Regions from separate parts of the Homo sapiens genome. Here region 1 is linked to region 2. Evidence: chromatin loops called from intact Hi-C (ENCODE). Cell type or tissue: Calu3. All regions are shown on one strand. Links, peaks and the distances in the headings refer to the core of each region. The heading gives the core; the rest is flanking DNA. Region 1 overlaps CA10 (carbonic anhydrase 10). Region 2 has its middle 82 kb from the start of LINC01982.

What was found. Hi-C counts contacts between places; a loop is a spot of excess contacts. Peaks named below come from ENCODE experiments on the same cell type or tissue, not always from the same donor. Only the 100,000 strongest peaks of a DNase experiment are listed, where the experiment ranks them.
Region 1: a loop joins it to region 2, with 4 times the contacts of the local background. A loop is called at or near these places in 1 of 110 quality-filtered maps.

The regions. Positions count from the first base shown.
Region 1 is chr17:52,140,569-52,157,497 of GRCh38, reverse strand. The region is part of intron 1 of CA10 (carbonic anhydrase 10); the gene reads left to right. Among named protein-coding and RNA genes, the nearest start is that of CA10, 9.7 kb to the left of the region's middle. In Calu3, for the core only: no CTCF peak of the experiment used is centred there; DNase peaks (open chromatin) are centred at 8,317 and 8,677.
Region 2 is chr17:52,300,012-52,316,940 of GRCh38, reverse strand. No RefSeq gene overlaps it. Among named protein-coding and RNA genes, the nearest start is that of LINC01982, 82 kb to the left of the region's middle. In Calu3, for the core only: no CTCF peak of the experiment used is centred there; DNase peaks (open chromatin) are centred at 10,480 and 10,520.

The sequences.
Region 1 (16,929 bases), core at 5,880-9,879, 160 kb after region 2:
GAAGGAAAAAGTGGTGGGGGATGAGAAAGAAGAGGCAGATGGGTGTTGATTTTCAACTGCTTTCCTGGCTGAGAACTCTGGCGCCGAAATCCGAGCCTTGGCAACAACCACCCCCATCCCCTGGCTTTCAAAGTTCCCAGACTCGGTGGTTCCTGGCTGGCAAAATGGACGCGGGGCCCTGCCCGGGTATCTAACCACTTTCAAGAGACTGCGGGAGGATGCGGGACTGGAGAGTACCAGCAGGGATCAGAGATATGTCCTCCATGCCTTACCCAAACACATCAGGACTGATTGTGATGCTTTGAAACCTGCTGACACACCCTCCTCTACCCCCCCAATTTTCTTGTTAAAGCACTACAGTGTCACAAATACCACTTTCTTTACATCACGGTGTTTTTTAATTCCCAGTAGCAAGGATGTGCTGGCTCAGACCTCTCAGTCTACTTGGGCCTGTCTGTGCTTTTAAGAGCAAACGGGATTTCAGGGTGTTGAGGTGAAAGAGGTTGGGCTTGTGGACACCTGTGCCTGAGTGTGTTAGGACGAGTTCTGGTTTTTGAGCACTGTCTTTGTTGATGCAGGGAATTGGGGTTGGGAGGAAGCTGGGAGGGAAAGGGGAAAGCCCCTGGACCAGCAGTATTCCCCAGTTCAGTGGCTCCTCCCATTGAAGGCACCCACCCCATTTCCCTTCACACCTGCCACTTAAGCACCCAAGGAAAAGCCCATTTGTAGTGCTCCCTTCTGCCTGCATTCTTCTGCAGAAGTGGGGACTCGGCCAACTTCCCATGAAGTCATCAGAAGAGGAGAGCAGGATATTGCCCCTTTGAGCAGCCACATTTAAGCAGCACTGGGGTGGAGAGACATGTTTCCTGCCTCTTCCTTCAGCCCTGTCAATCCCCTCCCTTTAAGCCAGACCTGATTCTGGATAGGAGAAAACAACCCTAGTTCTGCCCTCACCCTGGACTCTGTTCCAAATCCCAGTCTGGCTTCCAATTTTCTCCTCATAGGGAAGGAATGGGACTCTTATCCGAAATCATTCTGTGTGGGGCTTGGCTACCCTATTAAGAAATTTGTCTCTGTGATACATCAGTGAGATGTGTTGTGTACCTGGCAGACAAGAAAATGTGCCCTGGGGTCACCCCAACTCCTCTAGTGGGACTTCTATTATTCCATTCTGCATCTAGGAGTGAAAATTCTCAAGTGACTTGTAAAGGTTTATATCAGTCATATGTCCAGATATGAAGTGGGTGGCATCTCACAAGGCCATATTTTACATCTTTCTCTTCTACATGTCTATTTCAAACTCTCTCTCTTGTTCCAGAATATTTGACTAGTTATAAAATAGCCTTTCCTTACTTCTCCCCAGTGTCATTAATAATTTTCAAATCAGACAAGCCATCTGAGTACCTTTAAGATTTATAAAGGGTTAACATTGATTAAGGCTCTGGATTTCCTCCAGCATCCTCTCTGTCCCCAGCCCTTACCCTGAATTTCGCCAGGCAATCACCGAGGGGAACAGGCTGAGAAAGGGTCTGATCTTAGCCTCCAAAAAAAGCATTAGTGGGATACCTGTCACAGCTATATTTGATTTGGTGTATCAGCAACTAAATTATTCAAATGGAAGCATTAGGAGGGGGATTTCCAACTCAGGAGGAGTGCTATGGAGTACATGGCCTTTCATATGTATTTACTAAATAATCATTATTGCTATGTAATGAGAGGATAAAAGTGTAAGCAAAATTGCTAGCTATTAGCTAAACACAGAAAACTAGGTTAGCGTTCCAAATGCCTAGTTAGGATCTGCATTAATTTGCACTTTATGAAGACATTTAGGCAGGGATGCAACATCATATACTCTTTATTTTACACATCCATAAACTTTAAAAGGCCATTTCTTCTCCATGGTCAGGGTGGCCTCATCCTCCTGTAAGCAGAGCCACTCATTCAGTAATGCCCATGTATGTGAGAATTATTATTAGTAATATGATTATGACTCACAATTGCTACAGTTTGGGAGACTCAGACTCCATTCTTTTTCCATCTGGCAGCCTTAGGATGTATAGGAAATGCAATGCACTAAGGTTGAATATTTGTGGCTTTGAGAGAGTTTAGTGGATCTTTCATTTCTGTCTCCATGATTTGCAGTTTTAATTTACTCATGACTGAGCTCTATTGAAAGGAACATAACCCTGTGATCATAGAATCTACTAAATCTTAAATTAAAAATATTAAAAACAAAGCACCTCTTTAGCATCTTGGAATGAATTTTCCTGACCACTAAGTGGGTGCTAATCCTTACAGAGTTACCAGACATTGATACTTGAAGCATTGATAGAGTTGGCTTCATTATTGAGAAACACCAGGCTGGAAAAGGCTAGTAAAAGTCTGTAGTCTAAACACTTTACAGAAGGAAAATGTTGGTAGTAGCTTTGTCATGTGGAAGATATATTGACTGAATTTCATTTGGTGGCATTTGCTTTCAGGAAAACATTGGCGCTTTGTAGCTTAGTGTTTTGTTAACCAAAGGTTCCAACACTTCCTCTAACCCACCCCCAAATTTCTCCTTGGGCCTATTTGGATATATTGCTTAAAGTACAGACACCTGGGCTTGGCATATTTGGTGGTTCTGCACTAATAATTTGGTTTTGATGAAACTGTTGGAAAATGAGACTGTTTGGCCAGGCTTAGCTAGATGCTGGGTCAGTAGCATGTATGTCTTTTATTTGTGAGATCACATCAGCTTTGGCTACTTAATGCAACATAGCTAGGCTAAAGGGCATGATTTGGGAGTTCCTCTGGCTTTCCGTTAAACTCAGATCTCACTTTTCTGAAAATGTAAGGCATCCAGGGTCTGTGAAGAGATCAGAGACAGAAAGAGAGAGGGAGAGAGAGAGAACCAGAATGATTTTTCCGTGTACTGCAAGAGCACCATTCCCTTCCTACCAAAGCAGCTCAGATCAGCAAGAATGTATGCTTAGCAGCACGAGGAGAGAAATTTCTTGGTCAAACGAGAGCTGCCTGATTTAATTTTTACAATGCATCCTACTTCCTCCTTATGTAACTTTACTTCTTTGTCAGTTTATTCATAATAATAACATCAATAACCATTTGAATTATGTGGTATTTTCACACATTGTACATATATTGCACATATTTAATTCATCTATTCTTAGAATTTGTGGGATAATCTTATAGATATAGCAACCAAAGCCCACAGAGCTTCAGACTAGAGGTTTCACATCCAGGTCTACCTGAGTCAAAATTCAGTATATCATTTATGTTTTGGTTCAAGATTCCTTTCAAATATTTTTATTTAATATTTTTTATTTTGATGTCTCTGAAAGAATAAATTAGGTTAAATGAATTGAAGTCTTAGAGAATTTGGAAGTAAAAGTTTTAGATGATTACAATTTAGAGCTAGAATTAAGGTAGCATTTGAGTTGTACATTACCCTGTCAATCAAACAGATGAGGCTATTACCCAAATGCCTCTAGCATCTTAGGATCAGCAATCTCTACAAGCAAGGAATATTTCCTACACTGTTTTCCTAATCTTAACATTAAAATGGCATAACTTCAGTTTCCTTATGTGTAGAAAAGAGATAACAGTACACGTGTCACATGTTTGTTCTATCAACTAAATGAGATATTATGTCCAATGATTTTCACACAGCACAGTTTCTACCACATAGTAAGCATGCAATAATGTCATTATTTCCTACAAATCTGACATTGTATAGGCTTGGTTCATGGTGGAGTAGAGCTTTTACCTTTTTCCATATCAACTTGTTTAAAAGCAAAAAGAAAACCATCATCAGCAAGCACATCTATAACATTGAGCACAAACCCTATTTTCCAGGAAGCCTTGGCTAAATAATTTTGAAAAGTCTCTTAATTTTCCTTCTCATACAAATGAGACTGGTAGCATTAAGCTTTGGTGCATAGTCATAACTGTAACCCACTTTATCCCTATGAGTCCAATATGGAGTTGAGGCTTGGAAAGTTTACTAAACTACCTGGAAACCATGTAGTACTTATTACCCAGGGGATCAGCGAATTTTTCTTTCAGTTGTATATTACAATGCAGTATAGACCCAACTTTAAAGTGCCTCAACACTGGCAAACGACATATGCTTTCAATATGGCTTGAAATAGAATGTCCCATCAAATAAAAAGCCCCACCCTTACAATGACTATTTATCTGATGATCTCATTAGCAATGTGGTTTCTTTAAATCCAGTTTCCCATGTGATGTCATATAGCCCAGTTACTGACAGATAACCATCATCATAGATAAAACTCTCCAGATAGTGAGTCAAGAAAGTCTTTTGGAGTTGTATGAAATCCCAAGGGAAAAAATAAATGTTGATGTGAATACCCAGTCCCTTGGCTGGGGAGAGGGGTTTGATTACTAGCCTAAGTCAGTAACTAATGTCTCAGTTTATCACCTTAATTAAGCATTACATACTTGGGACTAAGGTCAAAAAGAGATCTAGGTATCATAAATGTGTATGATAGCAAGCCATTATAGAAAGAGTATGGAAATCAGAAGACCTATCCTTCAACGTGACTCTACCTTCATTACCTTTATAAATTTGGGCAGTTTTCTTTACCTCTCAGAATCTCAATCCTCATCTGTAAAATAAAAATTATATTTGCTTTGCCTATTTCAAAGCATTGCTGAGGGAAACTTCAGAGAGTGATTCTTGAATAAATATTTTTTGCATTATGCAAGTGTAAAGCATCTGTGTCATTACTATATATGATCCATACTTAAGATATAGTTATAGAAGCAAAGTTGAGATACATACACATAGTTTAGAATGATATAAAGTAATATGAGTAATGTTTATTTGTTAAGATATTATTATAAATGCAAAGTTGTAATGCTAAAATGCATTGTGATATAAAGGAATAGGAATAATGTCTAATTGTTTAATAATTGGCATAAATTGTATAGAAGGGAGAAGTTTAGACATGAAAGAAAAGGAGTATATTAGATTGATTTTGGAGGTTTGGATGAAAGAGACAGAGGGGACCTCATCATCAAAAAGGAGGAATAGAAACAAGAGGATGTACGCTAAAGAATGTCCCAACTGAAACAAAAAATTCACTTTGGGAGATACTGGAAAGTTGGGATGAGCCCACTTAGGGAGCTATTGAATTGAGAGAATATGAAGTGTCCTAATATGGTTATTCACTTTGTGACTTTCGTTTTTGTATTAAGGATCTTTGCAACGGTTCAATGGATTCTTTGTTAAAATTTGTTTGAAATTCTAACATTTCTTTGGATTTTAAATTTCTGTTGCATGTCTACAACTAGCACTGTACTTTATATAGTTTGTAGCCTGTTTGAGATTGTAGACAGTTGAGTTGGAATTTTTTCGTAGGGGGTGAACTGGAGGGGGCTGGAGGTAGGGTCTCAGCTTGCTCATCTGTAAAACAGAGATGATAATTACCTCTCAAGGTTGTTGTTTCTACAAGGTAATTATAAGGATAAAAAAACACCATTTGTAAAATGGCTAATGTGGTATCTGGAATACAGTAGCCATTGGCCAATGCATACACATCATATGAGAGTAAGCCTGGGTTTTGGAGCCCAGATAGGCAGACGTGTGAATTCTAACTTTGGGATTCACTCTCTGTTTGGTCTTGGATAAGTAATTTAAGTTCTGTGTGCCTTAACTCCTCATCTGTAAAATGTGAGGTATAGAAAATGTACATAAGAATCTGCCATACTGCCTGACATGTATTAATCATTCAGTAAATTGAAGTTGCTCCCATAAAATTATCATCATCATCATCACTGACATCAATAACAATACTTGTTGACACTTTGGATCAGTTTTTGTAAATGCCAATTAATTATTTAATCATTTATTCTATGTTCAACAAAGACGTATCGACAGCAAACTCTATGCCAGGCACTGGAATCACAGAAATGAACAATATTTGGTCCTTAGTATTTAACAAGAGAGTACATGTTGTAAAATAGAAATGTGTATAAAGTATACTGGAAGTATAAAGGAAGAGCAATTAACTCTGTCGTTTGTAGATACAAGTGGAGAAGGGAAAATGTTTATAGAAAACATTTGACCTAGACCTAGAAGAACACATGAGATTTCAAAAGAACAGGGAGAAAGAAGACATATCATGTGGCAAGAATAGTATGTTCATAGACAAGAAGATATTTAAAAAACAAAATATCAAAGTATGGTGGATTGGGCATATGGAGTGGATAGGTTAGACTAAACGACTGGATATAGGGGTTACAAAAATAACCTTAGGCCAGTGTGAAGGGGATTGTAAACCACAATAAGATTAGACCTTACCTTTTATTTATGAGGAGCTAGCTAATGGGGAGCTAAGGAAAATGACGTAATCAGGTTTGTGTGCAACTTAATATTTTTACTTTGATTGTAATAAGAAATTACTTAGAAACCCAACTCCTTGTCTTCTTTTTCTGTCAACATTTATTCTTGATCACAAAACACATTAAAAAAAATCCTGACCTAATAGATCAATTTGCCCATTATGGGACATTCTAAGTGATACACTTTTTTAAAAATTCATTTTTTATAAATCTCTCGTGACCCTCATTTATCCTGATCTTTGAGATTTGGTATTTTCAGGTTAAGCAAATACAAATATCTTCAATTTTGTACTTGAATAATAATAACAATGTCTTTAGCATTAGATGAAGGCTAAGAGAAATGAATCATCTGTACATGCATTGGTGTCATGAAGATTAATTATGGGTTAAGCAATAGATACACTATTTGACATAAAACAGATGCTCAAAGTACTACAAAGCATTGTGTAGCAGTTTTATCTTACTACATTCTGTTCAACTCTTATTTCCAATAGAGTACACATTCACTTAACAGAATATACCCATGGTTAACTAAATGATATATCCATTTTACCCACTCTATGGTTCAGTTACTATAAAATGAGTGTAGAGACCTAAATGAAATGGTTTTCATTGTCCACTTAATCATTCAACATTTATTGAGGATACATTATACATCAGGTACTCAGAATCCAACCAGAATAAGTAAGACAGTGACCTTTTCCTCCAAAAATTCTTCATCTAGTAAAAGACTGATTTTTAAAATATTGGTAGTCACAGCAGAATGTGATAGGCATTGTAATAAAAAGGTATAGAAAGTGTTTGAGGAGAAGAGAGAAGGGACATCTGACTCATCCTGAAAGTAGGAGGGGTAGAGAAGGAGAGTAAGTAGCGTTAATAGAGGATGCTTAGGGTGAGTCTCCAAGGATGTTAAAGAGTTGTCGTGGAAGATTTTGGCTACTTAACCAAGAGGGTTGTGATGAGAGATGGATGATCATATGAAACAGCATTTGCAAAGGAAGGGAGATTAGATGAGACATAGGACATGATTAATTCAGGAGACGGTCAAAAAGTGAACATAGTCACAACTAAAGAGTGTAGTGTGATGGATGAGGTTGAGATGGAAGAGTATTTAAGGTATATAATTTCAATAACAGTAATCCCTTGCATATAATAATGTCAGTAAAAATCACCCATTTTCCCTCTGTGCATGAAAGGCATCTTTTAAAGGCCCAAGGAAGTATGCAGTTTGCATCCTTCATTAGGAAGAGACCAGTCAGTATTAAAGCTTTGGCTCTTGTTCAGCTATGCTCTACTTGGCCCAGACCACTGATCATTTTCCACTGTTGTCCCTGGTTCCAGATGGCTTCCCAGAAGCTTTGGAATAACCCAGATATAGATTACAGAGTTTATATCATCTTGTTACTTAGTTTATTGTCACATATTTACACCCTAGGAAAAAAAAGCCAGGACCCTGTTGACCATGGATTTTACGGTATATCTATTATCATCTTACTCATTGATTAGTGAAGGTTTTCTGTAACTTTTTTGCAGTTTTTATTTCATGTAACCTTAAACAGACCTTTAAAGGATTTCCAGCAGTCAGGGGTTGGGGTGGGAAGGTTTGGGTGGTGACAAATGATCTAGGATCACTTTTATAACAAAGCCACAATTGCTGTTTATTAGCAAGATTGGGCTGGTAACGGGATAGCCAGTGTGGGGTTTGATTACATTTGCATTACTGGGCCATCAGGATGGCAGTGGAGAGATTATCAAAGGTTATGAAGGACACAGCATACAAATGCCTTTGCCTACTGATCTGGGAGAAGTGGTAATTTTGTCACAGTAAATGAAGAATTAATCTTTAACTTTGTCCAATACTTCATGCCTGGTGGCTGAAGGGGCTGGCAGTAGGAAATGAGGCCTGTGACTTTCAGGTGAGTTTTCCAGAGCCAAGTCTTGCTGGCTTTGCAACACATTTGGCAGCAATGCCAGAGTTGGAATAAACAGATTTACTGAAGGATGTGAGTCAACATATTCTCTTTCCGCTCCCCTCTCTCTCACTACACACACAGCTACCTTTTAGCCTCAAGGAAAACAATTCTGATAGCTGCAATTATTGAGGGAGCATAGGCCTGTCCTCCAACACAAGGTTAGAATAATAATAAATACCTCAGAGGATTCTTGAAATAAACAATAAAGTAATATATATGGAAGATTTTTTTCCCAGTGTTAAATGTATTTGTTAATTTATTGCACAAATGCTAACAAATGCCTCCTATGAGGTGGGCACTGGGCCAGGCATAAGATAAAATGTAGTAAAAAAAACAGCAATGGTCTTTGCCCTATAAAATGTGTGTAGTGACACACAAATGTGTGAGTGTTTTTTTTCCCATTACCCAACCCAGTGCCTGGCATTTAGAAAATGCTCAATAATGAATGACTGAATTAATACATAAATGAATAATAAGGAGCGATGGAGAGTGGCTTTTCTGCATTCAGGGCAGACTGAGGGACAAGATCTGAGGCCATGAGGGAGGGGAGATGAAGAAGACACCTCTACCAGCTGTTGTCTTGCTTCTACTGCATGTAGGTTTTTGAGTGTGCAGAGTCACAGAGAATGGGAACCTTCCCAATGAGCAATATGTTTGATAGTTTTCTAGTCCTGCTCTGACTCATATTTCCATTTGACAAATCATCCTTATTTGGGGCACTTATAGTTGTTTAAAATGTATTTCGGCCCTTTTGTATTTATGACACCATACCAAAGGCTTGAACTAGGACAATTAAAGATCAGTGGATACATTGTCATTCTTTTCTCCATGTCATCTCTGTTCCTACTTGAGGAGATTGTTTGGAACATGTACGCTATTTCTTACCAAGTTCCTACTTGGGAGAAAACAACACTTTAGAAAGCTCACTGTTCCCTTGTTAGTGTGTTGAACTAGAGTGCTTTAGGGAGAATAGCCTACCCCACTTTTTAGTCTTGATGCAGAGCAATACAGGAAATTACTGTGGTCTCTATGGTGTTTTCAGTCTTGTGTCAGAAAACATTACTTCCCCTCTGGCCTTTTGTAACAGAATTGTGGTGTAGCTGACTAGTTCTTACCAGAGAAGAGCTGGCAGCCTAGGAATTGAAAGAACAGAGTGGATTTGCTGTCCTTGGCTGTGAATTCACCCTGTAATCACCTGGTTAATCTTTACAACTGTGAGGAGATGGTCAATTGGATAATTTGTTGTTGTTTGCTTGTAATCTTAATTACAGAAAAAAATAAAAAGGGGTTATAGAAAAAAAAGGGGCCCTATTGTTAATTTCTCAGTGGATGTTTGGGGATTTTAAAGTGAGACATCGGTGAGTATCAAGTTTCTATTGTATGACCTGGGTGTGATAGAAATATGTCACTTGATGTCTAAGTCTTGTAATGCACCATAATGATACTGGCTCTTAAGTTACAGTGACTCAAACCCCTGTAGAGTGGAATATAAAGTAGTGAAGTCATTATGTTTTATTTCTGTAACAAGTTTCATTCCTGTTTTTCTACTGTGGTGAAGTTCCTTGTGGCCTTTTAGTTTGTTTTAGCACTGAGTTTTATTGGTTGAATGAGAGCCACATGCAATTTTAAGTGTATAAGTTAGTGCAGGCTTTTTTTTTTTTTTTAAATCTGCTTTTAGAACTGCTTAAATTAGAGCTTGACTAAGCCAGGTAAAGGCATATAATGTGCCACATCCAAAGACAAGTTGAACAACTTCATGAATGAGAGTTGTGTTTATGCCTTGGTTGTTTAGGCCAATTACGTATCCAACTCAGATGTTCTTTCTTGATCAGTGCTCCTTGCAAGACAGGGACTGTATATGCAAAGTGTTTTAGTGTCACAGACATGAGTGAAGCCTGGAATCAGAGTGTATTTTATGCCAAATATGATAAAATATTATGAAAAAAATTAGGAAAAAAATTATTCCCCATAGACCAAATTTTTGTTTACTAAATTTTGAAACTGTAACTTTTCCAATTTGTACTGTAAAAAGAAACTTTATATCTTAAATATTTCTCCATGTTGCTTCCTAGTTGTGTCAGTTCAGCATATCCTGGACCCTGACACATACACCCCACAATCTCAGTGACATAACACAATGGAGGCTTACTTCTTTGCATTAATTGTCCAATAGATGTCAATGTATGTGTGTGGGCATGTAGGTGCTTGGTGAGAGGAAAGAGATAAAAGAAAAAAAATTCTGTATTTAGTGGTGACTTGGGAGTCACAAGGTTGATGGGGGCTGTGCTACCTCCTATGGTTTCCAAAGTTTTCCTGGGCATCAACATCACCAGATGGGGAAAAAAAGTGTAGAGGAAGACCATGGGAGGGGTTTTTGTGGGCCAAGAAGAAAAGCTGTGGGCATCCTTTCTGGTCAGTCACATTGCCACATCTTATTTTTATTTTTATTTTTTTATATTTATTTATTTATTTATTTATTTATTTTGAGACGGAGTCTCGCTCTGTCGGTGGGATCTCGGCTCACTGCAAGCTCCGCCTCCTGGGTTCACGCCATTCTCCTGCCTCAGCCTCCCGAGTAGCTGGGACTACAGGCGCCCGCCACCACGGCCGGCTGATTTTTTGTATTTTTAGTAGAGGCGGGGTTTCACTGTGTTAGCCAGGATGGTCTCTATCTCCTGACCTCATGATCCGCCCGCCTCAGCCTCCCAAAGTGCTGGGATTACAGGCGTGAGCCACCGCGCCCGGCCTATTTTTATTTTTTTACCATGGTGTTTCACCACATTGGTCAGGCTGGTCTAAAACTCCCAACCTCAAGTGATCCTCCTGCCTTGGCCTCCCAAAGTGGTGGGATTACAGGCGTGAACCAAAGTGCCCAGCCAGCCACATCTTATTTTTTTTTTATTATCATACTTTAAGTTCTAGGGTACATGTGCACAACATGCAGGTTTGTTACATATGTATACATGTGCCATGTTGGTGTGTTGCACCTGTTAACATCTTATTTTAAAGCAGTTAGAGAGTTGTAGGCTAGCCTTGTAGCCAGGAGCAAAGGGAAAATGGTTTGCGAACAATTAGCTAGTATCTGCTACTTCAATATGCATTATTTTTTTCTTATATTTCCATAGTAGTTTATTCATGTAAAATAGCATTATTTATATTTAACTTTCCCTTGTTTTTAAGCATATATGTTGTTTCTAGTTTATGACATTTTTTGGCATTTGTTTTTATCCAAGTAGATATTTATCGAATTTTTTTTAAAAATAATCTCAATATTGTGATTATTGGGTCAAACAGTATGAAGTTCCTTACCATTTTACTGTATTATATCTGAAAGTAATGTATAACCTGTTTATGAGGCTCTAGTAATGTGCTTGAATTCCTTGAGAGAGTAAGCAAGTATGTAGAATAGTGACTAATCTTTCAAACATCCTTTCAGCAATGGTTTACCTCAAAATCTATTAAACAAACCTAAATAGCTATGGGATTCAAGATGTTATTTTGCATAACAAGTTAGATCAGAGACAGGAAACTGTGGTTAAGATAAACAAATACCTTTTCTAGGTCTAGAATTTTAAGCCTTCTTAAGTATTGTTCTTGGAGCACATTTTTATACATTATAGGGAAGATAGAATTAGGTGATTTGCTCAAGAGATTACTAGGATGGAAGTTAGGACATGTTGTGTTTAGTGTTAGTTTTGCCACTACTACTTCTGTGGCATGGAGGAATTAATTTTACTATTCTGGGGCCAGTTTTCTCCTTTTAAACAGTTTAAGCATATTGGACTAAGTAGTTTCTAGATCCCTTTCCAACTTAGGAACTTTAGTATATTAAGAGACTTTTACAGAAAGTTGTCCAAATTTGCTGTTCATGCTAAACTTCCCCAGTTTTTGAAATGTTGAGGCAACAAGATGAAAATATAGGAAGATCTTTCACGACTGTGAGTGAACAAAAAGTGGAAAATGACTTTCTATATGGGCAATCATATGATAAGGCATTATGAGAAAAATAACCCAAATAACATTTGTGGAATGATTACCTTGTCACCCTCTAGTGCAACGCTGGGAAAGAGTCTAGGGGTCGTCATTGACTGCTACAGATGTATTGAAGAGCATTCATCGAAAACATTATACGTTATACCTTATCTTACTATTTAACCTCAACTCTGATGTTTCTTATTGTGTGACTTTAGGAAGTTATTTAATATCTCTAACTAAGTGTCAGTATCCTCATTTGTAAATTGGAGGCAATAACACCTATTTTTGGAGTTAAGCGGGCTTGAAATAAAAAAAATGGAGCCTGGTGTTTGGCATATAGAATGCACTTGATAAATGGTGGCTTTTGCTTTCGATATGGCTGAAGCTAAAAGAATAAAAGACACGTTGAGCAAAATTAGGAAGGAATTTGGCAATATCATGTAAAACATGGGGATTAAATGAGCCAATGCATGTGAAAGTGTTCAGCACAATGTCTGCACATAGCACATAATCAGTTAAGGTTGGTTGAATCTGATTCACTAGGGGAAACTAGAATGTTTGGGGAATATTTTAAAGGTAATAAGAAGGGAGATAATCATGTCTTTTCATAGCATCATCTTCAGAGACAGTTTACTGGGTCTTGCCCATATGTTCCTTTAATAATTTTTTAAAAATTAAGAAATTAATGCCCCATATTTTTAGTTTACAACTGCACTTTAAATTTATCAAAACCTCTAATGTAGGCATATGGTCTCATATAATCCAATAAATATTCGGCCTTGACAGTAGTGGCATAAATAGAACCCTGGCTCAGGAATTTGCTTATTATTTTTTCCCACTTAATACATTAGTAAATTCTAGATCATTTGCCAGAGCAATAAAGAAGTGAGGTATTATTATGGCCTAATCCATTTATGATAAAAGATACACTATTTACCCTGCAATTTTTGAAACTGTCACTCATTTTTACTGAAATTTGGCTACTCTATTCCCTTTTCATTGTTCAGACTTACCTGCTTCCCCAAGCACTAATTTGTGTTTGTGGTAACCTTACCCATGTTTTTTTCAACCTATTCTCAACATGAAAACATAGCTTTGATTTGTTTCATATTCACTTGAGAGAAGGATTTCTTTAAATGATAATTAAATGCTGAGCTATTCCTGAGATTGCAGTATGGTTCCTTTTCAAATATATCTGATCTGAGCATTTCAGCAAAAGGCATAAAAGGGAAACCAACAAGAAATAGGACAGATGATAAATACTGTATTGATGTTAAGTAAAGACAAGCAAACTGTGACCTGAGTATGTCTGTCTCTAGGGAGCCTGCTTTAGAGCTTTTCCCAGTGTTTGGTTTTTTTGTGGGATTTTTTTCCTCCAAGCTCGTTGGTAGAGGCTGGATTACAACTGAGAATGCAGAGATTAATGGCCTGCTGTGACTAATCCACTAAACCCCTACTCCTGTTTCTCTTAAATTGATTGTACTTAGAGAAGCTGAGTGTAGACCCACCCCAGCCAGCCTGATTTTAGGTCCCAGTGATTTAATGAGATCCAGTAGCTTTAAGTACATGGAACCTTCATGGAACATCATCACTTTTTGCATTTGGGCATTATTTCATTAGTTGCTGATTAGTTCCCACTGGATTATTTTATAACCTCTCTTTTTTTAAAAAGAACATTTTTCACATGATTATATTTTAAAAATTTAACACTAACATAATCCAATTTAAAATAATTGGGAAAAAAGAGAAAAAACAGATCACTTATAATCACATAACCATAATACAACTATTATTAATATTCTGGTTTGTTTCTTTCTAAGCTTTTACTTATATAAGCATTTTTTACTTATTTAAAATTATATCACATTATTGTGTGTGGCCAAAAATTCATGTCAGATAAATATATGGTTTGTGTTCATTAAAGCAACATCCTCCTAAAATATAGCCCAAATAATGTGAAAATAATTATATACATAGATGGATAGATATGTCATTGATGGAAATCAAGATTTAATACTAAAGCAGTGCACTGGGATTGTATTAAATTTGAACAAAATTTAAATTTACAAATATTTTATTATTAATCTGGTGATCTTAAAAAATAATTCATAGGAAGATAAAAGGATGACAAATGTAATTATAGTATTGGAGATCTTTGAGGAGAGGGAACACTGGAGAAACAATTTAGAAATGATGTTAAAAGTATTTTATTTAACTATTAAAATGCAGAAATATGTTTAAATCCACTGAGATGCCATATAGCTTGAGTTGAGAATGATTAAGAGCTGCATTTAAACCCACACTCTGCCTCTTACAAGCTGGTTGGCTTTGGGTAAGTTAACTTCTTATGGATCTCAGTTTTCTAATCTGTAAAATGGAGATAAAAATAACCCCATCAGCTCCTGAGGCCTGAGGAGGTTGTGAGGAATATGAGCGGTGCTGTCTCTCTCAATGTGCCCTTTAGATGATTCCCCCTCCTAGGGCTGCCTGCAGGGGTTGTAGGCTTGGGAAAGATTGTGTAGGTGACAGTGAATCAGAATGAAATGGTAGATTTTGTGTAGATGCATTTGTCTGCTGTAATTTTATATATATATTAAACTTACCATAACTGTACAGTTCATTTCTGTTGTAAAACATCATTAAACCATTTTCCAAGTATTTTCAAAAAAAATAACCCCATCAGTGATTTTTTATAAGCATTATTAAATGACATATGAAAGTAAAGCATTTAGTACAGTATTATCAGGCACATAATAATGGCTTAATAAATGTGATCTGGTATTAGCATCAAATTCATAACATGTGAGATGCAGCCAACCATAGTCTCTTTGTAAAGGAGGAAGACTATTTGAGTTAGCTGCTTTGTAGGGGATATGGTACTACAAGCTCAGAAACCTTCAGTACCTGTCACTGACTCTTAAAAATGAAGAGTTCACACTGTTGAAAGTGATGTTTTAAAGTCTTCCATGATGTGCCATAGACTGACCTTTCCAACTTTGCTCCAATTTCCAACTCAGGATTCTGTGAAGGCACCTTGCAGACACTTACCTGTGCTTTTGCTCATGCTGTGGTTTTTACCTTATTTTGACCCACCTGAATCCTACATGGCTTACTCATAGGTTCTCACATGTTCAACCAGAGGCTTCTTTGTGAACACTGTTATGAGCAGTCCAGCCAGCAGCAGTATCTCCCCATAATGCCCCATCGGCTCTTCTTGTCCCCGGTGCTGCCCATCCACTGGCTGCCTTTCTACTTTCATCAGGAAAATTCACCATGGCCAGGATTCATCTAGGGTATCCCCATCCTACTCCTAATGCAACATGCTCATTGGTTGGGTTTTACTCTCCAATCCGTAATGATAGGTTTTTCCACATTCTCACCAGTAGTCTCTGCTGATTTAGGTTTTTTTCTCTTCCCTAAACCACCAAGTCCCTTCTAGATATAACACAACTCAGACCAGAGCTCAGCAAACAACAGCCTGTGGACTAAATCCAGCCCACAACCTGTTTGTTTACAACTTAGAAAACAAAGTTGTACTGGGACACAGTCATGCTCATTCATTGATGTATTGTCTAGGGCTTCTTTTACATCACAGCAGCAGCATTGAGTAGTTGCAACAGAGACCATACTGCCTGCAAAGCCTAAAACATGTATTCTCTGCCTCTTTACAAAAAAACATTTCTGAGAAACAGTTGAATCAAATGCTTCCAACAGGTAGGAGGATAAACTGGGTACCTGAATAATGATTTTTTCTTCAGTAAGGGATTGATTGAATTTTACATGTAATAGTCAATTTTTAAAAGCTCGGAAGCTTCAAGAACCTCAGAACTGTCTTGACTTTTGTGGATACCTTGGCCATTTTACTACCCCAAAGTAATGCTTCAAGCACCTTCTACTGTCAGAAACCAAAAACAAGAAACCTCAGTTTGTGCTGGTTTGCATTTATAAAGCTCCCTTTGCTCTCAGAGGAGCTTAGAGTAGCTCTGGTCCCATCCAGGTAAACATTATGGGGGAAAGTCACCCTCCCCTAAGGCATGGTTTGTGCTGGGATGGCAGTTCGGCAGGGAAGGAGCAAGCTTTCTGAGTACTCTTCTTCTGCCAGCTCTTTGAAAACATAACCCTTCTCTTTGGGGAATGAAGGTCAGACCATATTCAGAAATAAGAACATCACCTGGAGAACAAGCAATTTTAGGAATGACAACCTGAGAAATCAAACTTTCCCCCTGATGATTGAGACAGGCCAGACTCATAACCCAGGCCATGATCAGCTTCTGCACTTGGTAGAGCATTTTCTCTCAAATAACAAGCTGAATGAGCTTTACCAGGCTCTGAGAGATGATTGTTGTCCTCTCTGCACAGATGGCAAAATTGAAGTCAAGAAGCAGCGGCTTAGGCTGGCCACAGAGAGAGTGGGTTCTGGCAAAGACCCTACAGGGCTCACAGGAGCTGGACTCCCAGTCCTCTTAGACATGGTATTTGCACTAAGTCCCTAAAGCAGATTTCATAACGCTGCGTAACAAAGCCTCTTTGGAACTCTAGAGCAGGGGCTGACAAACAGTGGCCCACTGACCAAATCCAGCCTACTGCCTTGTCTTTGTAAGGCCCAGGGGCT
Region 2 (16,929 bases), core at 8,069-12,068:
AGGTATTAATGTAGTCATGCATCACTTATCAATGGGGTGCATTCTGAGAACTATATTATTAGGTGATTTTGGCATTGTGTGAACATAGTAGAGTGTACTTACACAAACCTAGATGGTAGAGCCGCACCAAACACCTAAGCTATGTGACATAGCCCATTGCTCCTTAGCTACAAACACTGTACAGCATATTTTTTTTTTGTATTTAACTCAATAGGCAATTGTAACACTATGGTAAGAAGTTGTGTATCTAAAGATATCTAAACATAGAAAAGGCACAGTTAAAATACTTTATGGGACCACCGTCGTATATGTGGTCTGACATTGACTGAAATGTTACATGGCATATGGCTATACTGAAAATGCGTAAGTGATATTTTAAAAGAATAGGTTGTAACTGTCAAATTTATATAATAATGTGTAAATACTTGTTTAAAATATTTCTTTTAAGCTTGAGATATTCAAGAAAAAACAATGAATGACTATTGGAAATTGTTAAAGTTAGCTAATTACAGTTTGGAGAGGAAGACTATGATGTAGATTTGAGACTTAATAAGCAGCTTGAGTGGGAATATGTAGGGAAAATAGTGTTTATCAAATTCTATTTTATTTGTTCCCTCTAGTGTTCACGTGAAGGCTATGAAGGCTACATTTATGAGACTCCCTCAAAGTTAAGTTGGGATCATGCAGCTAGGTTCCAGCCAACAGAATGTGGTTGGAAAGAATATATGCCATTTCCACGTTTACATCACATCTGGATCCCTGAGCCAGTTTGGAAGAGAACAAGTTGCTGTACATTGGGTGTAGCATGAGTAGAAATACTTTTTTTATTATCACTAATTTTTCAGGCTTATTTTTTGTGAAGTAGAACTTGTCCTGTCCTGACTGAAATAGATGCACCATCTTGGCAGACATAGACAGTGTTGGAATGTAGATAATTAGATTTATACTTTGAAAATGAGAACTGGAATTTGCCTACCTGGTTGGAATAGTTTAAAAAGCAGCAGTGGGTAAGCTTTCAGAGAGAGTGAATGAACAGAAATAAAAGCATAAAACACGGGGCATGGATGGAAATTCAGTAAAGTAATAGGAAAAAGAAACAGTCGAAGATAACGAAACAAAAAATTTCAGAGAGGAAGTGGTTTAAAGAAACAATGGCTAATCAACAGCATCTAGTGCTTTAAAATTATTGAGGATAGTGAAGATTAGGAAAGGACACTGGGTTTTTCAAACAATGTGTTCTCAGTGATAGTAAAGACCATAGTTTCAGTTGAGAGGTGGGGTCTGAAGTCACATTGATGAGAATTGGTAAAGGAAAGAGAAAGAAGTTTGTTTAAACAGGATAGGGAAACCTGAAAGTTTTGTGTATAGCAAAGAGAAGGGGAAGGACATTTGTGTGATGGGCACAGCATGCACTGTGTTTATATCTGCATCTCACCCTCTAAGCAAGCCTGACCTATTCATGTAGGATGCTCCTTTTACCTCATATGTATGAGATGGTTTCTGAGGTAATCCCCCTACCATTGCTTCATTTTCTTTCTCTTGATTCCATCTCCCCTGGCATTTCAGATCTGGCTTATTGACCTTGATTTTGATTTCATCTGATTTTCAAAGCTTTATTCAACCCAGTATTTGAACTTCAGCTTACTTAAATCAAACAATGTATGTGAAACACTCAGGAAAGAGCCTGAATCATAGTACACACAGATCAAATATTAGCAGTAATAATAATTACTGTTATTATTCTTTTAAACTTGGCCTTAACTTGTCTTTTTACTTCTCATAAACCATCATTATCTTGGGAGGAATTTCTTTTCTTTTCTGCCCTAGGAATAAGCATGATTATGCAAGAGAAGTCTAAGAGACTGAGAAGCTATTATTCCAACATAAAGTAAAGGGTGTATCCTGAGAGCTAAGTGTGAACATACATTGGGTCTCTATTGTTGTATCCACAATAACTAGCTTGTGAAATGCTGTTATTAAAAATGGCTTGAAAAATGAATGCATGCATCAACTCACAAAGTTAACTATTATGAGTGTGTATGTGTGTGTTGAGGGGGTAAGGGCACCTAAAATCTACCCTCTTGGCAAATTTTCAATTTACAATAAAATATTATTAACTATAGTCTTCATGCTATACCTTAGATCACTAGACATATTCATTCTACATAACTGCTAGTTTGTACCACTTGACCTGGCTATATCCACTTCCTCATCTTCTTTTATAACTACCTTTCTACTCTCTGTTCTATATATTTTAGGATATATAGACTCCATACATAAATGAGATCATGCAGTATTTTTCTATGTCTGGCTCATTTCACTTGGCATAATGTCCTCTAGGTTCATCCATGTTGTCACAAATGACACAATTCACCTCCTTTTTAAGGCTGAGTAATATTCTATCATGAACACACCCACACACATACCCCACAATTTCCTTATCCTTTCATTTATTGATGATCACTTAAGTTGTTTTTGTATCTTAGTTATTGTGAATATGCAGCAATGAACATGGGAGAACAGATACCTCTACAAGATTTTGATTTTATTTCCGTTGAGTATATACTCAGCAGACAGATCTCTGGGTCATATGGTACTTCTATTTTTTTTTTTTTTTTGAGAAACCTCCACACTGTTTTCCATAGTGGCTCTACCAATTTATATTCTCACCAACAGGGTACAGAGGTTCCCTTTATTCCACCCCATTACCAATACTTGTGATCGCTTGTGTTTTGATAATAGCCATCCTAACAGGTGGGAGGTGATATCTGATTGCAGCTTTAATTTGCATTTTCCTGATAATTACTGATGTTGAACACCTCTTCATATAACTGTTGGCCATTTACCTGCCTTCTTTGGGAAAATGTGTATTCAGGTCCTTTGCCCATTTTTAGTCAGATTATTATTTTTTTTTTTACTGAGTTGTACAAGTTCCTTATGCATTATGGGTATTAACCCCCTATAAGATATATGGTTTGCAAATATTTCCTCCAAATCTGCTGGCTGCCTTTTCATTTTGTTGCTGTTTTACTCACCTTGATTCTTCCCAATTTAGATTGACCCACATGGTACCTTCTAACTTCTGCTGTCTTCCTGTTAAATTTATTTAGCACACGCTACATGAAAATGACTTTGTTGCCTTTTAGTCATTATATTCTCTCATCTATCCAGGAACAGGTTGGCAACTTTGTTTTTCATCTTCCAATTTTATCTGTGTGGGAAGATATCTTATGCTTGATGCAGCTAAACAAATCCATTCATTTTAATCCCAGATTTTGCCTCATCTAAGATGTCTTTGAGGGACTTGCTATAATCGTGTCTTTGTTCTTATCATTCTTGTGAAAATCACATTTCCAGGCCTCTGGCCAGCTCTTCAACCTTGTCATAGTCCCTACACTGAATTCTGTCTCTTCTCTCTGCTTTGTTTTAGTCAAGGTTCCTATTCCACGTATCTGAGGAGAGACTGAAAGCCTAGTGTGCAGGTGGGAGTTTCCAACAGAACAGAAACCTGATTTCACCTGGATACTTATTTGGTATTTTACTTGAATTTTATTGTTCAAGTTCAAGTGAATGTTAATGACTCCCTTGCACATGTGTTAAGGACTGCCTCTTATAAATCATTGACATTAAATTTGTTTGCATAATTTTCATGCCTTATAAAATTATATTTATCTTGGAGTTAATACAATTCTTTCTCTATGCATTTATTTCTAAATAGTCCTGACATGATTGAAAAAACACTGAGAAATACATATATATACATATTAAAATAATAGTATTTCTGTATTTAAGGTAATTTAATTTTTATATTAATCTTTAAATGTTAATTTTATTTAAATTTTATTTAAGAATAAATCCCCCCCATAAAATTTTTATACAATGCTTTTGTTTTTGTTTTGAGATGGAGTTTCACTGTTGTCACATATGCTGGAGTGCAGTGGTGCAATCTTGGCTTACTGCAAACTCCACCTCCTACCTCAGCCTCCAAAGTAGCTGGGAATACAGGCATCTGCCACCACACCTGGCTAATTGTTGTATTTTTAGTAGAGATGGGGTTTTCACTATGTTGGCCAGGCTGGTCTCGAACTCTTGGCCTCAGATGATCCACCCACCTCGGCCTCCCAAAGTGTTGGGATTATAGGCGTGAGCCACCGTGCTCTGCCTACAATGTTTTTAATAGAACAATAGAAGCAAAGTAGTTAAATTGTCAAATCTCAAACTGTTACAGTCAAAACAAGATGTTTACTGATGTTATGGGTAAATAATATGACTATCATACTTATACTCAATGGAAAATGTTCGATTTCAGTTTAGATTCAAACTGGAAAGTAATTTTTCCTACCAAAATTACTCTGTACCACAGCAGTACAAATAACACCAGTTTGGGACACCATATGCATTCCATTTGGAAAACAGAGATAGCAAATTGTACATACAAAGAGAGAAGCCTTTCCAGATTAACACATAACTGGCAGTAGCATTAGGTGCCTTAGAAATCACTTCATAAGGGCCATTCTTAAAATTAACTTTGTGTAAATTCAGAGGTAAAAACTGAGGACAAAATCTCAATTACTCTATGAAAAATAATAAACATTGATTGAACATTTATTAAGCACCAGGAACTATGTTCAGAGCTTTGTATTCATTATTCCATTTAATAGTCACAACAGCCCTAAGGGGTAGTAATCTGAAGATGCAGGTAAAATATGAAGAAATGGATGCATAGTTGTTTTAAAATTTGAAAAAGTCACACAACCAGTCATGTCAGAGCTGGGATTTCAGCCCAGGTCTGCCCGACTTAGAGCATTGACTGACTCTTTACCAATATGGACTTTCTGTGTTTACATAGAACAGTCTTGGAAAGCATAAAAATAGAATGGGACACAGAAAAGAGATTGTAGAACAGGAAAGAAGACTTCACATAAGAGCAAAAAAGAAGCTATATGTGATGGATTAAGGTCAGCACCAAATTCTTTGCTTCTCCTCCCTTAGGAAGTAGAGTCATTTTTTCCTTCTCTTCAGTCTGGGATGACATATGACTTGCTTTGACTGCAAGAATGTGGCAAAAGTAACAACCTGGGATTTCTGTGCCCCAGTCTTGAGATGATTAGGAGCTTCCTCTTTCCCTCTCTGGAAAGCCAGGTGCCATGCTTTAAAAGTTTAGGGTTATACCAGTGGTTCCCAGTTGGTGGTAAATTTCCCTCAGGAAACATCTGGCAGTATCTGAAGATATTTTTGATTATCACAACTTGGGGATGAGGCGACCACATATCTAGTGGGTACAGGCCAAAGATGCTGCTAAACATCCTACAATGCACAAGATAGCCCTCTGTTGTCCTATCCTGTAAAGAATTAATCTAGCCTAAAATGTCAATAGTTCAGAAGTTGAGAAACCCTGAATGATAAGAGAATTAAAATATGGAGAGAAAAAGGTCATATAAAAGACCATTGAGAAACCAGACAGGTACATTGAAGACTTATTAGACCTTCTGGCCTATATCAGGTGTCAGCTTAATGAAACTGAATGAGTGAATGACCTCAACTGGCACAACTTGGAGCAGGAAAATCACCCAACAGAACCCTATCCAAATTCCTATGCTACAACATTGTGAAAAGTAACAAATTTAAGCAACTAGGTTTGGGGCTAGTTTGTTGCACTGCAATATATACTTGAAACACCATACTTTTAGCCATATTTGGAAGTACTAATTCATTCACCAAAAAGGATTTACATTGAAATTCAATTGTATGATATCTCCAAATTGTGGCTTATTAATATGCCTAAATTACTAGCATCATTAGAGTACATAGTACTCCCCTGGATTTGGGCTCATTTCTTCCCATCAAAATGTTTGTTTTCTTATAAGGTCCCAAACAAACCATGATATGCTTTGGCTGTGTTCCCACCCAAATCTCAACTGGAATTGTATCTCCCAGAATTCCCACACCTTGTGGGATGGACCTAGGGGGAGGCAATTGAATCACGGGGACTGGTCTTTCCTGTGCTATTCTCGTGATAGTGAATAAGTCTCATGAGATCTGATAGGTTTATCAGGGGTTTCTATTGTTGCTTCTTCATTTTCTTTTGCTGCCACCATGTAAGAAGTGACTTTTGCCTCTCGCCATGATTCTGAGGCCTCTTCAGCCACGTGAACTGTAAGTCCAATTAAACCTTCTTTTCTTCCCAGTCTCAGGTATATCTTTATCAGCAGCGTGAAAATGGACTAATACAGTAAATTGGTACCAGTAGAGTGGTGCATTGGTGAAAAGATACCCAAAAATGTGGAAAAGACTTTGGAACTGGGTAACAGGTCTGAGGTTGGAACAGTTTGGAGGGCTCAGAAGAAGACAGCAAAATGTGGGAAAGCTTGGAACCTCCTAGAGTTTTGTTGAATGGCTTTGACAAAAATGCTGACAGTGATATGAAAAATAAGGTCTGGGGTGAGGTGGTCTCAGATGGAGGTGAGGAACTTGTTGGGAACTGGAACAAAGGTGACTCTTGTTATGTTTAAGCAAAAGAACTGGTGGCATTTTGCCCTGCCCTAGAGATTTGTGGAACTCTGACCTTGAGAGAGAAGATGTAGGGTATCTAGCAGAAGAAATTTCTAAGCAGCGAAGCATTCAAAAGGTGACTTAGGTAGCGTTAAAGGAATTCCATTTTAAAAGGGAAACAGAGCAGAAAAATTCAGAAAATGTGCAGCATAACGATTCAGGAGAAAAGAAACACCCATTTTTTGAGAAGAAATTCAAGCCAGCTTCAGAAATTTCCATAAATAGCAAGGAGCCTAATGTTAATACCCAAGACTATGAAGAAAGTGTTTCCAGACCATGTCAGAGACCTTCATGGCAGCCCCTCCCATCACAGGTCTGGAGGCCCAGGAGGAAAAAGTGGTTTTGTGGGCCAGGCCCAGGGTCCTCGTGCTGTTTGCAACCTCGGGACTTGCTGCCCTGTGTCCCAGCCACTCCAGCCATGGATGAAAGGGGCCAACGTAGAGCTTGGGCTGTGGCTTCCGAGGGTGGGAGCCCCAAGCCTTGGCAGCTTCCACATGGCATTGAGCCTGTGGGTGCACAGAAGTCAAGAATTGAGGTTTGGGAACCTCCACCTGAATTTCAGAAGATGTATAAGAAAGCCTGGATGCCCAGACAAAAGTTTGCTACAGGGGTGGAGCCCTCATGGAGAACCTCTGCTAGGGCAGTGCATGTCTGGTTTCTCAATGGTCCTTTGTGACCTTTTTATCTCCACATTTTAATTCTCTCATTCAAGCCAGGGGTTCTCAACTTCTGAACTATTGACATTTTAAGCTAGATTAATTCTTTACAGGTTAGGACAACAAAGAGCTATCTTGTGCATTGTAGATTGTTTAGCAGCATCCTTGGCCTGTACCTACTAGATACGTGGTCGTCTCATCCCCAAGTTGTGACAATCAAAAATATCTTCAGATATTGCCAGATGTTCCCTGAGGGAAATTTACCAGCAACTGGGAACCACTCTTGAAGAGATCAGGGCTATAGACAACAGCCAATATCATGGTCTTAGAAATGCTTGTTCCTGTGTTGACATTTTGGGATATGTCACATGGCCAGCACACACGTAGTGGAAAATTAAGATGAACTGTGAATTTTTCAGGCACGGGTACAGCAATTTGTAGAAATGAAGCATAGTGGGGAAGCTTTTGGAAGTTGTCCTCTTGTGAATTGATCCAAAATAAACAAATTAGCCAAAAACATTAATGTGAGCATGTTAGGATGATGTTGCATTGGTAAAACAGCAGGTTTCCGGCATGCTTTAACTGATTATTATTATTTTGGTAATAATGAAACAATTCTATTTAAGGTTGAATCACATCATATTCTCAATTAACTTATGTAAATTCAATTGCACCAGCTTGGTCTATAATAACAAAGGAGGAATAAACAATGACTTAGCACATGATCTGACCTGATAATCCATTCACTAGCGTGCAGCCAAAAGCAACCTTGACATGGGAGAGGCAGAGCCATTCTCTTAAGCCCAGGTTCCTTATGTTTCTGACAGCATAGCCTTCTCTTCTCCCTGTGTGTGCTTATGATACTATATTTTTAGCACAACTTCACCCATAAATGCAAGACAACTATTTTTTATACTTTTATACTACTTTTTAACTGAAAAAAATTATCCCAAGGCAGGTGGGAAGTGCTATATTAAACCTCTTTGAAACTAACTTCCCACAACTTGAAGTTTTGCAACAGGATATTCAAGAGCAATTTTAGCTACCTTTCATTTTCACTTTAAAATCACTTTATATTTTGACTCTTAAGTTTGCAACCCTACCATGTAGTATATTTGCTACTACTATTGTGGTTATCTTTTTTAACTTTTAAGTTCAGGGGCACATGTGCAGGTTTGTTAAATAGGTAAACTTGTATCATGAGGGTTTGTTGTGTACAGATTATTTCATAAACCAGGTATTAATCCTAGTACCCATTAGTTATTTTTCCTGATATTCTCCCTCCTCCCACCCTCCACCTTTTGGTAGGCTCCAGTGTGTGTTGTTCCCCTCTATATATATCCATGTGTTCTCATCATTTGGCTCCCACTTATAAGTGAGAACATGCAGTATTTGGTTTTTTGTTCCTGCTTTAGTTTGCTAAGGATAATGGCCTTGATAGTAATTCCTTGATTTAAGCAGTGAACCAGCATTAATTAATATCTCCTATATGCTCGTTCAGGGGAATACAGACTTGCAAAACTCATTTTTCTTGTGTGAAATACCACACTGAATGTCAGTGTAACTGATCTGGAGTTTAAGAAGGGGGATTCACACCCATGCCCTGGAAAGACTAGTAAGTAGAGGCTGAAAAGCATTGTTGCTGCACATTTTTATGCTGTATTAGGCTAAAACTTCCCAAGACATGGACCATACTGCTGTTCTTGTTTGAACATCAGTCATCTCCATTTCATTCTTCTGTTTGTCTTCCTTTCCTTAAATATCCATAAAGTTATCAATTATAAATATAAATAGGAAATATTTCAAATATATATGTAAGAATGGGAGTAATGTAAAAGACACACATATATTCACCACATAATCTAACATTTAATCATTGTATTACACATACCTCAATAATATATTTTAAAAGTAACCCTCAATGGAAATAATTGGAAGCTTTCTCCTTTAATCTCACCCCCACCCTTTTTCCTGCAGAGTTAAACATCATCTCAAAATTGGTGAAGACTATTGATGCATATAACTTTAAAATTTGCACTACATATGTATAAATCCCTAAACTGTATTTTGTGAACTACTTTTTATTGAAAAAAATACAAACATGGTATGACACTGTTCAATACTCAATATGATTTTTTGGCCATTCAACATTGTTTTGATGTTTATCCCTGGTACATGTTTATTTTATCAATTCATTTTAATATTTACATGGAATTTCACTGAATACGAAGAGTGTAATTTATTTATGTATGTCCTCCTATTACAATTTCTGGGTTTTGTTAAATATTCCATATTACAATAAACTCTGGTGAACATCTTTGTACATGCCTTGAGTATATGGGAAAAGATTTATCCGGAGTTCATACTTGTGTCCTAGGTATGCACAGCTTTCACTTTATGTAATGTGTATCTTCCCATATGGTTGCAACCAATTTACCATTCCTCTAACAGTAAGCGACAGTTTATCTTTTAGCACATCCTCCCCTTCAGTTGATCTTAATATATTTTTAATGTGGGCCTATCTGATGAGTGTGAAGCATTGCCTCATTGTTGTTTAATTTGCATTCTCCTGATTACTAGTGCTATTGAGCATCTTTTCACATACTAGTTAGCAATTCAGTTCAGGTTTTCTCCTCTGAATTGCCTGTTCATTTTTTAAGTTCTTTTATCTTATTGATTTGGTGAGGGTTCTTTATATAGCCTGAGTAAAAATTGTATTAGTCATTGTTCTTGCAAGCAGAGGAATATACTGTAGCCAGTTTAAGCAGAAATGTTGTATGTTAAAAGGATACTGGACAGCTAATATAATAGAATCTCCAGAAGGGGTAAAGAGTCAGACTCAAGGCCCTGTGGTTCTCCCAAATCACACTGCAGGATTGTCCCAACAAAGACCTCACTGCTTCACAGCTGGGCCCAAATACTTCATGTACCACTAACAGAAGTGGAACCTGAAGGTGGACACACCTTTTGCAGTCCCCTAAAACCAAGAGCTTTATTCCTGTTCAAAGTCTTTTCTGCATGCATCAATCACTGAAACCTAGGCCCCTGCCCATGCCTTACCTGATTTCTTCCTTGAAGAAGCAGAAATCACACAATGGGGAATTCCCTAAATATCAGGAAGTGTGCAAAACATGACGGGCATGGTTAATGTCTACCTCACTGTATTAGTCAGGGTGCTCTAGAGGGACAGAACTAATAGGACATATGTATATATACAAAAGGAAGTTTATTAAGGAGAATTGACTCACACAATCACAAGGTGAAATCCCACAATAGACCATCTGCAAGCTGAGGAAGGAGGAAGCCAGTCTGAGTCCCAAAACCTCAAGTAGGGAAGCCAACAGTGCAGCCTTCAGTCTGTGACTGAAGGCCCCAGGGGCCCTGGCAAACCACTGGTGTAAGTCTAAGAGTCCAAAAGCTGAAGAACTTGGAGTCTGATGTTCAAGGGCAGGAAGAATCCAGCACAGGAGAAAGATGAAGCCTGGAAGACTCAGCAAGTCTGCTCCTTCCAACTTCTGCCTGCTTTATCCTATCCACACTGGCAGCTAATTAGATGGTGCCCACTCAGATTGAGTGTGGGTCTGCCTCTCCCAGTCCACTGACTCAAATGTTAATCTCCTTTGGCAACACCCTCCCAGACACACCTGGGAACAATACTGTGCATCCTTCAATTCGATCAAGCTGACATTCAATATTAACCATCATATTCACTAATCATGTGTTGCCTATAAGTGATGTAAATATCTATTTATTGGCAGTGACTCATCTTTTAACTGTTTCATGTCTTTTGGTGTATAAAAGTTCTACATTCTGATTCTGTTGGATTTTTAAATCTTTTCCTTTATGTCTTATTCTTTGTGTGATTTATGAAATCTTTCTCCATGCTCAAGACATAATAAAATTTTCCTATAATTTTTTCAAAAAGTTTTAAGTTTTGCTGTTTATATTTGTGTTTTTACTCTATCTGAAATTGACTTTGTCTTATGAGAGAAAGCCATTGAACATGTTTTCCCACATATTTACCCAATTATCCAGCACCTTTAATCACTCAGTCCCTGATATTCTCATTGATTTATGCAGCTATACGTCTCATATACCAACATCTCCTATCTATGTAGTCCTCTGTTTAGACTTTCTATTCTGTCCCATTAGTCTACTCATCTATTTTTGTACAAGTATCAAATGGTTTTAATTACTAGAGCTTTATAATATCTCATAGAGTGACTACCACTGTCTCATTATTTTTCTTGTTTTGGCTCTTCTCATTTCATCCACATGAATGTTTTTAGTTTCACAATCCATAATGTAATTTCAATTGCAATTGTACTGTATGCATTAATTTATAACATTTTATTTCATAAATACTTTATTATTATTAAATTTTCTAATTGGTTTTTCCTTGTGCATCAGAACATCTTTGATTTTGACATGTTAATTTTGTGTCAGGTAAATTTGCTGTATCCTTTTTATTAATTCTGTTTGTCATTAGATCCTTTTGAATATTTCCATATATACAATTATAGCTCTTCAAATAAAGTCTGTTTTATGTTTTATTTTCACTCCTATACTATTTGTTTATATTGTTTTACTGGGTTGACTATTATTATCTTACTGGGTTGACTATGACCCTAAGGGTTGCACAGAATAGGAGCTGCAAGAGTGGGTATCCTTTTCTTGTCCTTTCAAACCAATACTTCTAACATTTCATAATGAAGCACAATGATTAGTGGAGGTTATTCATAGTAACTCTTTAACAGATTATGTAAACTTCTTTCCATTGTCAAGAATGGGTAATGAAATTTATCTAAAGCTGTTTTTTCCTCCATTTTTAATATGATCATATATTTCTATATCTTTTTTCTATTATTGTGGCAAATTATATTAATAGATTATTGCATTCCTTGTGTAAATACTAATTGGTCATGGTATGTTTATATTTGTGTGTATACTTTTGTGCATATGCAAATGTAAGGAGATAAACCACATTCTATAGAATCTGAAAGGTAAAATTTGGGATCTTTCTTTAAGAAAGGATTCCAAAAATCCCAAATCCAAATATGGTAATATGACTTAGAAGGAATGCTGAGACTCTGTCCTTCTAACTGAAGGATGCTGAGGCTTAAATGTCACATTTTCATAGTAAATTCACCTCTGCAGGTGTATGAACAACAAAATTCTGCTTGCTAAATACTAAGACATTATTATTTATTTTAGAACATGAAATTGCAGATTTGTTTTACTCACATTTTCCTCTGGTTTTAGTATCAAGATTATACTACCATCGTAAAATAAGTCGGATAGCTTTTCATTATTTTTGTTTGTCTCTAGAGCTACTTGAGTAAGATAGAAGTTACCTATTCCTTGAAGTTTTCAGTTTGGAGCTAGTGCTTTCATTAATCCAATTTTCACAATAGGCCTAGACTTCAACAAGGTGCAGAGGAGGAGCAGGAGAAGGAGGTGAGAGTATTAGGAAGCCCATCTTGTTCTCCACTCTGCTTTAAGAAGTAATAAAACCAAAGTATTTTCTTTTTCTTTGGTAATCTTTTGTCTATTTAAATTGATTCAGGCCTCAGAGAGAACAAGCATAGCATTTATCAGCATCTTCACTCTTTAAAACCCTCATACTTAAGTTTCTATTAGCATGACCCACACTCCACATTCTGAACTATGGGAACCACTCAAACAACCCACACTGAATACAGGAGCTTCCAAACTTCTCTGAGTGGCCAGCCACCCAAAAATTTACTGAGCACCTACAGAGTGTACAGAAACACTCATGGCAGCTATTGATTCATAGACACTGCCCCTGCCCTTAGGAAACAAAGTCAAACCTGAGACTTGCCTCTGCCCCCGGTTTTAGAATATCATCATGATACTTATGACTCAACACCACCCTATAGTCATTGAGTAATAAATTATTCCCCATAGAAGAACAACCAGATAAACATATAATTCCAAAATCAACACCAAAATTATTCCATAAAATACTTTGATAGGATTATGTCTAGATTGTTTTCTTTACTGCTGTTTTCTTATTCAAAGCAATATCTGGAGCATGAATCTTTGTTTCTGGACTCTGTTGCCACATTGCAGTTCTTTACAAAGAGTTTCTTTACCTAGATTCTAATTAGCCAAACTTCTGAATAGACAGCAACCGATGGCAGTATCTGCCTCTTAAGAGTTTGAAGTCAGCCAGGAAAACGGCAATTGAGTGAAAAATGCAAGGCCCTGGAGTTGCAAGGTCACACAGACTTAGGGACAGAGTCAGGCTCATGACAAGCCATTGCCTATGCAAGTCACAATTATGAGAGGAAGTAATTAAAATCTCACTGAAGGGCGGAGGTTGCAGTGAGCTGACATGGTACCACTGCACTTCAGCCTGCGTGACAGAGTGAGACTCCGTCTCAAAAAAAAAGGCTCACTGAGGAAACAGTTATGAAACAAAGTCATGACATGATCAGGAAGGGCAAATATATACTTTTTAATTCCAAAAAAGAATAAGAAAGTAAGATTGCCTGAGGACTTTTCAGTCCTATGAAGTAAAAGTCTTTATTCTGCATTTGGTTCTAAGGAATTTTCCGGTATTCCTAAAATATAACGTTTATATTTGGCATTATTGAGTGAATTTCTTATTTTTACTACCAAATCATCCCTAAATGAGGATTAGTAATATTCATCTGAAATGTAAGTAGTGAGCATTATGTTGATGTAAATTAATTTGATCAGTTTATTATAAAATTAAAATTTTCATCTGTTGCCTTTCTTATAATAACTTTGGTACCCACCAGGCCCAAAGATGTACAGTAGTTTTATCAGGCTGAGTCCAGAATTGAAGAAACAAGGAATAGAATGAAAAACATTCACTCATACCATGACATTTGTTGAGTGTTCATTATGTTCTAGGCATGGGAAATATAGATAAAATATGCATGACCCCTGACATCATGGTTTGTATCATATTGAAAGAGGTAAGATATATTTTAAACAATTGTATGAAAATTATAGGGTAAGCGATATGAAGGTAAGCTATATGGTGATATGAGAGAGGAAAAGAGGTATAGTGGACCCATATTTGGGGAGGATAAGGATTCTTTGAGAAAGTAGCACATAAGCTGAGACTGAGGTTAGAAGTTGGCCAGATAAGATATCACAGGTGAGCGAAGAGACACACTCCAGGGACACGAAATGTCCTGTGCAAAAACCTTCATTTGGAAGAGACGAAGCCAGTCTGTGTGAGAGGAGAGAGACTACAGGCACAATGCAGAAAGAAGAAAGAGTCAGATAATTTAGAATCTTTCAGATCTCATTAAAGGAATCAAAGCGTACTTTGTTAAAGGAAATGGTAAGTCGCAAATCCAGTGGCCCACATCTTTAGACTGGATTTTTTAAATGAGATTTGATCTCTCGCAGGTTTTTAATGAATAATTTTAAATATCCATAAAGCAGGAAAGTGTTGGTCCTTTGTCTATGTTCTTCTCACTTCCCACAAACAGGAAGTAAAATAAATGTCATCTGTAAATAAAAATTATCTAAGATACATTATCAGCCTCTAAAGCAGTATCTATTCCATGCAAGCCTGCCCCTGTGTGTAAAACATCTAATTCTTCCAAGCAATTATTTCTCCACTGTACGCCAGATTACCTTACCACTATCCCAGCTAGAGTAGATACAAAAAACATTGTTTAAAGTGTATGGCACTGAACAAAATGTCAAATTAAAAATCATTAGATAATAAATTAACATAACATTAATCTTATAATCATCCAAATAAATATATAATGGAAACAGTAATGGTATTGAGCATTTCTAACTGGTATGGGTGACTTTGTGTGGACTGCTTTGCTTGTAATGTTCCAAAGTGCTCAAGAATAAGCTTTGCTGAGTTGCAGGCTACAGAGGCTGGTGGTAGGAATAAGAACATTTAATTCAGCCTGGGAAAGAAAGTTTGATGGATCTCAAAACAAAAGCTAAGGCTGCAGAAGGAAGAAATGAAGCTGACATTCAGTGACCAAGTGCAGACCAAAGCAAATTTGGTGAAATATCTTTCTTGTCTGATTGACACACTTCAGTGCTGCCATTGCCACATGGGACAGGACCAGGGACAGACGACAGTGTCCTCTAATGAACCAGTGTCCCAGCAACAGAGTCAAGTACTTGAATAGAAGTGACTTGAGAAAAGTGTAGGGCTGAGTAAACCCAAGAGACATCCTCTATAACAAAACTTCTCTGCTTTTGGCATATGAGAAATGTAAGGTGGGAGAAGATTGATAAAATTTTCAACTATAAAAAGTAGTAGAACTGGAAGAGATGACCAAAATATCTGCTCAAGTATCTCATTTTATAGGTAGGGAAGTTTGCTCTCTAGTTTATTATCTCTCCACCTTCATCCCAAATCCCAGTGCCTATTCCCACCTTTCTAATATATCATTCATGACACATAATCACTTTCCTTTATAAATTTATTTACAGAATAGAAATAGTTATATATCTCTTATGCAAATTTCTTTGTAAACAGAGCTAGTTTGGGGCAAAATTATGAGGTTATTTTGGGTGGAGGGGAGAGGGGCCTTTAGGAAAACACACACAAAAAGTAGGAGATGATATTCTCTTGTGAGAGTTTCTACTAATTTATCTTACCTGACATCGTAGATATTGGAACAACATGTCCCAACTCTATGTTACGTATTGAATGTGCCTTTACCTATTTCCCAGGCAGAATGATTTCTGGCAAGTCCTTACTCTTAACTGGCTCAAGTTTACTCAAATATGAAATAAGGGGTTGAGAATAGATCACTGGTTCGCAGGCATTTGTCATGCCAATATTGGATCTGTTGGTACAGTCATCCATTTCTTTTAAACAAAGAAGAGGTTAGAGAACTCTGCCCTAGTTAACCCCCTTAATTCCTCATGTGGCATGGGGTACAACTCAGAAATCCTAGGGATCCATGTAATATAACCTTAAATCCTGGAGATGATTCCCATGGACCTGTTCAGCTGTCACACTTTATGGTTTGTGATTAATAGTTAGTCTGTAAGGGAAAACCAATACTAAGATCCAAGTTGGAAAGAAAGCTAACATTGTGAGGCACCCACTGTGTGTTCAGGTACTATGTTAGTGCTTATATGGATTATCAAATTTAATATTCAGAACCATCCTGTGGAGGAGGTACTTTACTCCCATTTTACCTACAAAATAACTGCAACTCAGAGGGGTCAGTCATCAGGAATTACATGACTCTTAGTGCCATGGGATTTAGAAGCAGCTGAACTAGGATTTGAACTTAGTTCTTGTTGGCTCCAAAAGCTTCTGCTCTTTCTACTATTATGAGTTTCAGTTATGAGTTAAGAGTCTAGGCTTGGTATTAGACATGTCTTATTTGTTTTAGCTACCCAGAGGTTTTAGCTGCTGTTCCAGTGGGGCAGTAAGATTGAGTAGGCCCGCTGATTTCTCTCAATTTGAAATAAGTCTGAAGTGCTGTACTAAGCTCCTGAGTGATCTTAGCTCCTTATGCATATTTGATTCCACTAAATCCCCATTTCCGAATCAGCTGTTTTTTCTATGTTCACAAAGGGCACGGAGATATAACACATGCTCTGTCACGATGTTCTTTTTTTGAAGAAGAAATTAAGGCATATTTCTTGAGCACCAACTTCGTGTCAGATCTTGGGCTTACATATATGTTATTGCATTCTACCTTTAGTAATGCTGCAATGTAGAAAT